2 separate regions of the Homo sapiens genome follow, and region 2 is linked to region 1. Evidence: chromatin contacts called from ENCODE Hi-C data. All regions are on one chromosome and are shown on one strand. Each heading gives the region's core, a stretch centred on a gene start or an enhancer-like site at or near the end of the contact. The rest is flanking DNA. Distances are from core to core; before and after follow the strand shown. Region 1 holds the start of RNF144A (ring finger protein 144A). Region 2 holds the start of YWHAQ (tyrosine 3-monooxygenase/tryptophan 5-monooxygenase activation protein theta).

The links. Hi-C counts contacts between places; a loop is a spot of excess contacts on that map. Pooled maps may share reads with other maps.
Region 2: a loop to region 1 is called in a pooled map, with 2.3 times the contacts of the local background. The contact joins the promoter of YWHAQ here to the promoter of RNF144A in region 1. A Hi-C loop is called at or near these places in 4 of 50 pooled maps.

The regions. Positions count from the first base shown.
Region 1 is chr2:6,915,547-6,918,661 of GRCh38, reverse strand. It overlaps RNF144A (ring finger protein 144A), which reads right to left and starts at 1,250. Exons shown (of 9, transcript NM_014746.6): 1 at 1,040-1,250. GRASLND (glycosaminoglycan regulatory associated long non-coding RNA) reads left to right here. Exons shown (of 5, transcript NR_033997.1): 1 at 1-260; 2 at 1,438-1,812; 3 at 2,695-2,839. RefSeq lists a silencer at 921-1,410.
Region 2 is chr2:9,629,289-9,632,403 of GRCh38, reverse strand. YWHAQ (tyrosine 3-monooxygenase/tryptophan 5-monooxygenase activation protein theta) reads left to right here and starts at 1,407. Exons shown (of 6, transcript NM_006826.4): 1 at 1,407-1,463; 2 at 1,870-2,245. The coding sequence starts at 1,952. RefSeq lists silencers at 1,086-1,255, 1,306-1,405, 1,606-1,955 and enhancers at 2,076-2,175, 1,919-2,821.

The DNA of each region.
Region 1 (3,115 bases), core at 1-2,500:
CTCCCGAGTAGCTGGGACTACAGGCGCCCGCCACTGCGCCCGGCTAATTTTTTGTATTTTTAGTAGAGAGGGGGTTTCACCGTGGTCTCGATCTCCTGACCTCGTGATCCGCCCGCCTCAGCCTCCCAAAGTGCTGGGATTACAGGCGTGAGCCACCGCGCCCGGCCAGTTCAATGGATTTTAAAAATTATTATTCTCTAGAAAAAAGACCACGAACTTTGGAGTGGACATCCTGAGACCTGCCTACGAAGACCATTAGGGTAAAGAAGTCACCCCTTCACCCCAGGACCAGGAAGCCTCCAGGATGGCATAAGCGACCAAACAGCTGGGAGCCAAGCACAGTGCAGGGGGCTTGGGGTCGGCGGCCGGAGGCTGGGGTGGGTAAGACCCGCAGGGAACTCCGGGGCTCGGGCGGCGGCTCATTCCCCGGGAAAGGGCTCGCGGTGGGGACCAGGGGCAGTAGCAGCCGCGGACCCCGCGCGCAGGGGATGTGCGGGGCATCCTCTTGGCCAGTTCCGACCTTCCCCGCCGGTGGCGATGCCCCGGACGCGTCGTCCTTTCCCAGACCTCCTCTTGGGGCCGAGGCTCCAGCCCCAGGGTCTGCGGGCGGGGCCGCGAACCTTGAAAGCCCCCGCCGCCAGCTCGCCCGCGGGACCCTGGCCCGGGGCGCCCTGTCCCGCGCCGCAGCGCAGACCCGCGACCGCGCAGGGCAGGCAGGGGGACGCCAGGTCCCTAAGCGCCCACTGCCCTGGGGCGCGGGCGCCGCCTGCGAGAGGCAGGGCAGGGCAGGAGCAGAGCAGGGACGAGGTCAGGGACACGGGCAGGGCAGGGCGGGCGTCCTCTGAACGGAGCCCGCGAGTCCCCGCCCGGGACGCTGCCCCCCGCCCGCTGCCACCGGGCGCCGGGGCAGGACCCAGCGGGGCAGGCGCGGCCGCAAGCCCCGAGCCCCAAGGCCGGCCGCGCAGCGCCGCGTCCCGCCCTCCCCGCTCCGCGGCCGGCCCGGGCGATGCGGACACAAAGGGGACGCGCGTCACTCTACCTGGGCCTGCTCGTCCGCGGTGCGCGGCTCTGACGCCTCCGCCCGGTACTGGCTGCGGGGTGCCGGGTGCCCGCAGTTTGCCGCCCGCGCCTCCCCGCGCCCGCGCAGCCCGCACGGCCCGCACTGCAATGCCAGCCCTGCCGCCTCCCGCCTGCCGAGAGCCCGCGCGGGGAGAAGCGGCTGCGCGGGCGGGGCGCGAGCGCGCACAGAGGCCGGGCACGCGGGAGGCTCGGCCCCGGCCCCGCCCCCGCGCCGAGCCGCACAGCGCCCCCTGCCGCCCGCCTGCGCCGGCCCGAGGCCCGGAGCCGCCCCGCAGGCCCCAGGACAGGCTCCGGCACGAGGAGGGGCTGCGGAGACCGCCCGTGCACGCTAACATGAAAATGCTATTCCTGCTTTAGTGGCCTCCAGAAGACACTCCCCTGATTCCTACACCGAGGGAACACACAGCAGCAAGCTAGGAAAGAAGGGGTGACCCAGCCCAACGCTGTAAACCAGGGCGCGAACCGGCGTTGAGCTGTGCAGCTGCGCCCTGGGCTCCAGTCCTGCTCTGCCGCAGACCCCACCGGAGCCAGCACCTGCCTCCCCGACCCTCGCTGGGGCGGCTGTGAGATGAGCCCAGAGCCTTCCTGAGCCAACCCTCGCAAGGAAAGTCTGTCTGTTCACCCCACTATCCTTGTCTTGAAGGATGAAGAAAAGAGGGCCCCCCGGGAGGTCCCAAAAGGTGGAATGGACATCTGGGATCCAAGCACAGCAATTTCTTTATTTTTCTTAAGGTATCCAGCTTGTTGGAATCTAAGATCTGCGAAGGTATTAATAGAATTCCTGCATCTTCTGCCACTCCCCATAGAAGCTTGAAGTTACACAAATGTTAAATTATACGTCAGATGTGCATATATGAACAAAACCTACGAGTGTGCATGAAATAACACCTTCTTAAATATATAGATTCTTTTTTCTGCAATATTAAATGGAAACCCCACTAGAACATCGTTTTTCCTTAATAGCATACCCTCCACACTGTGTGGTCTAAATTCAAGCTCTACCACCTACTAGCCATTAAGCAAGTTATTAAGGTCTTCGTGCTTCCATTTTCTTACGTGGAAAATGAGGTGGCAATAGTATGTATGAGTTCTTCGGAGGGATTAAACAAGTCAAATAGGCCAAGTGCCATGGCTTACACCTGTAAGCCCAGCACTTTGGGAGGCCAAGGCAGGAGGACTGCTTGAGCCCAGGAGGTCAAGGCTGAAGTGAGCTGTGTTTGCATCACTGCACTCCAGCCTGGGCAGCAGAGTGAGACTTTGTCTCTCAATAAATAAAGAAATAGTCAAATTAAATATAACTGGCAAACTAAAACAACTCCATAGTCCTTAGCTACAATTTGTCTCATTTCTCCAAAGAATTAAATCAGATGATTCTTAACTAACTCAAAGCTCTGCATAATTTGTCTTCTGCTACACATACATCTTTATAGTAAAATAAAATAAAGCTGTCCCCTCTGTATTGAGAAGTTATTCTGGTAAATATTTGACCTCTTCAAATATATGAACGAGCACTTGCCTTCTAATGCCTCAGTTTCAGATTCTTTTTAGAAATGTCATTATTCAAGAAAAATGCACAATGGGAAGAATCTTAACAACAGCACTTTGTTACTTCAGCCTCTCACTAGAGGATGAAAATCGTTCTGCATAAAGGCCTGGGCTTTATGAAAAATATATTCACACCTCCCGTGTCCGAGCTGGGATACCAAAGAAGTTCCTGGTTGAGTACTACTTATGAATGAAGGATTCAGGGGATGCACAGGTGGGTGACTGCAAATGCACAGACGTTGTGCTGTGTTCCCCACAATAAAGGGGTCTGTATTAAGATGCAGGCATTCTCATGGAACACAGACGTATAACACTCAAGCTGGGGGACTGCAAAGGAGCATCTGGGGCTGCAGGAAGAGAGTTAAGGTGCAAAAATGCCCTGACCCAACTGAGACTTGTAATTGCTCATGTGGTAATACATGTGACTTCATTCCCCTGCTCTGTCTTTGTGAATGCAACCATTGTTGGGGAGATAGTGAGAGGGGACACT
Region 2 (3,115 bases), core at 158-2,657, 2.7 Mb before region 1:
TCAAGAGGGAGTCTGAATTTCTGGAAAGTCGGCACCTTCTCCTCCCATCTGTCTGCACTCTCAAATCTCCCATTCTAGAGATTCTCCGGATTTGCTCCAGTCTCCACTCAGAATGGGAAATTCTTTATGATCCATTCTCCTTAGACCTGCTGGAATCGGGATCATAGCAGCGTGAACCCAGAGGGCAATTCTCATCTTAAGATGGCACAGGGACCACGCGCCAGACGGGCAGGGCAGCCACCCTACCTGGATGGAGTTAGGGAACTGGGGAAGTGCAAGGAGAGACAGGAGTGGTTTAAGAGGAAAGGGAGCTGCCAGGGATGACCCTGAATGGGAGGGGCCTGGGGGAATCTTTCTCGCTTCAGCAGGGTGTTCCCCAGGAGGAGAAAATCAGAAATCAACATCCAGGGAGAGGATTTCAGCTTTTCAAGTGACCTCTCACAAATAATACCAGAAACAAAAGCGTGTGCACATGTGACAACGATGTGAAAAATGATGTATTTAGGTGCATAACCTGGAAAGCCTAAAAGATACATAAAAATTGCTTTTTTTTTGCGGGGAGAGATGTTATGGGCAGGGTTTTTTTTTGCGGGGGTGGGAAGGGGTAGTAATAGGTGTTTTCCTGCAAATTGTGCTTAATGTCATTTCTCATTTTAAAGAAAACCACAATACTTGGCATTGTCACAGAAACTCCCCTGGATCTTCTGGGACCTACCTTTTCACAAGGGAATTTTTTGTTTTAGGATGCCCATCTGAAAACTTGAATTTATCATGTAAATGCCATACTGAAGACACCGTCTCCAGAATCAATTCTTCTTTAATGGGGATGCGGTTTGCTTAATTCGGAGCCCTAATGGCAACGTCATTAAGGTCTGGGTTTAGTGTCTTGGGATCCAAACCTTTGTCACGGATAGAAAGGTGGAGGAAAGAAAGGCCCCCGTGCTCTAAAACAGCTGAATATGTCACCCTCCGAAGTCCAGCCTCGGCCAGAGCCCGTGAGATGCAATGCACCATCCGCAGCGGGAGACGCAGCCGCCGCCTAGGAGGTCGTGCGCGCCTCTGGGTCTCGTGCCGCACCCAGAAGTGCCGGGGTGGCGGGGAGGCTGAGGGGAGTTGGTAACGGCATCGCCATGGCAACAGTGACGTCCTTTTACCCTGGATCTAATTGGAGGAAACCCCGTGGCCGAAGCCGCAGCCTGCCGGCCAACCGAACTTCCCCGTACCGACCCACCCTCCTAGCCTCCGCGTTCCCTCCCGCTCCGCCCCCCTCGCCCCCTTCCGCGCGCTCGGTCCTCATTGGCCAGCGGCGCGCTGGGGGCGGGACTCTCGGGAGAAGCTCGGCGCATCATTGGGCGGTGGACCGCCCCTCGGCCCCGGGGTAGGCTGACACGGGAGGGTCCTCAGCTAAAGCCAAAAGCAGATCAAAGTGGTGGGACTCGCGTCGCGGCCGCGGAGACGTGAAGGTGAGCGCCTGGGTCGGCCCGCGGGCTTCCTCCGGCCGCGCTCGGATTGAGGGCCGGGCGGAGGTGCCGCCCTTGAGAGCAGCCGGTTGTCGATGCCGCTCCCCTCAGGGACGGCTCCGGGCGGGAAGGTGCGGGGCCAACGGTCGCTTCCATCTTGGGCCGGCCGGGCGGGGGTGGCGGGAGCGGCCGCGGCTCGGGCTCCCTGCGCGCGGGGCCTCCGCGCCGCCCCCGCCTCCTCCAGCCGCGGGCCGCGGCCTCCCCGGGTGCCCAGCGGGGGAGGGGGCGGGGGAGAGGGAAATTCAAGCGGCCGCGTGTGCGGGAGACAAAAGCGGGCGGCGGGCCGCATTGTCTGACGGCGCTCCCTCTCTGCTTTTTGTTCTCGCCTCGCCGCCCCGCCCCTCCGCAGCTCTCGAGGCTCCTCCCGCTGCGGGTCGGCGCTCGCCCTCGCTCTCCTCGCCCTCCGCCCCGGCCCCGGCCCCGCGCCCGCCATGGAGAAGACTGAGCTGATCCAGAAGGCCAAGCTGGCCGAGCAGGCCGAGCGCTACGACGACATGGCCACCTGCATGAAGGCAGTGACCGAGCAGGGCGCCGAGCTGTCCAACGAGGAGCGCAACCTGCTCTCCGTGGCCTACAAGAACGTGGTCGGGGGCCGCAGGTCCGCCTGGAGGGTCATCTCTAGCATCGAGCAGAAGACCGACACCTCCGACAAGAAGTTGCAGCTGATTAAGGACTATCGGGAGAAAGTGGAGTCCGAGCTGAGATCCATCTGCACCACGGTGCTGGTGAGTCCTCGGCGCGGGGAGCAGGGGAGGCCTTTTGTGAGATGCTTTTCATTGAGAGTTTCGCGGGCACGGAAACAAACGTGAGCCGGGGCTTGCCGGACTGTCTGCTGGGGTGGAGGGTTTTAGGTGAGCCCTGACTTCCCTACTGTGTCCCTCCGGTTGTTGAGACTCAAGAAGCCGCTTTTCCAAGGATAAGTCCTTTTTTTTCGCCCCAGATGCTGGGTAGCTACCAAACGATGGAACTTGGAAACATCCAAGTAGGTCTCTGCGAGACTGAAAGGCGTTTTTAAGTTTCTTGTGCGGGGAGACTGCGTCCTGAGATCTGTGAGCCCTTTAAATGTATTCAGTCGGTTCACAAGCTTCAGGCAGTTGAAAGAAGGCGCAGGCACCTTTTTGTTACAGACAATGTAGTAGGGATTTTTTCCCAAACCCAGTAATGGAAATTTACTTAGAAAATCTGAACAGATACTTTATTTTTCAAGTAAGAGTATCTGTTGTGCTCCCCCCCACCCCCCATAAACAGGAGAGGAGGGGAGTTCGGGAAATGTGAAAAGGACACAGCTGTATCTGAAGAACACAATGTCCTGGTAAATTTCAACATTTAATAACATTTCCTTGCTGTTGCACACCTGTGCTTAAACACTAGTGTTGAAGTGAATTCGTTTCCAGTGTGGAGCAGACAAGGAAAGCTTTCCAGGTTTTGAACTGTCCAGTCTTAGCAAGGACGATTGTTGGGTGGAGTAGGTGGCTGCTGTGATTCACCCTTATTAGTGAGAGAGAACATTTTTAGCTTTGTCATTCCATGGATCTTTTGATCCGTAGGATAAGTTTTTAAAACTGAAATACCAGCATTATATCCAGGAGTGTTTT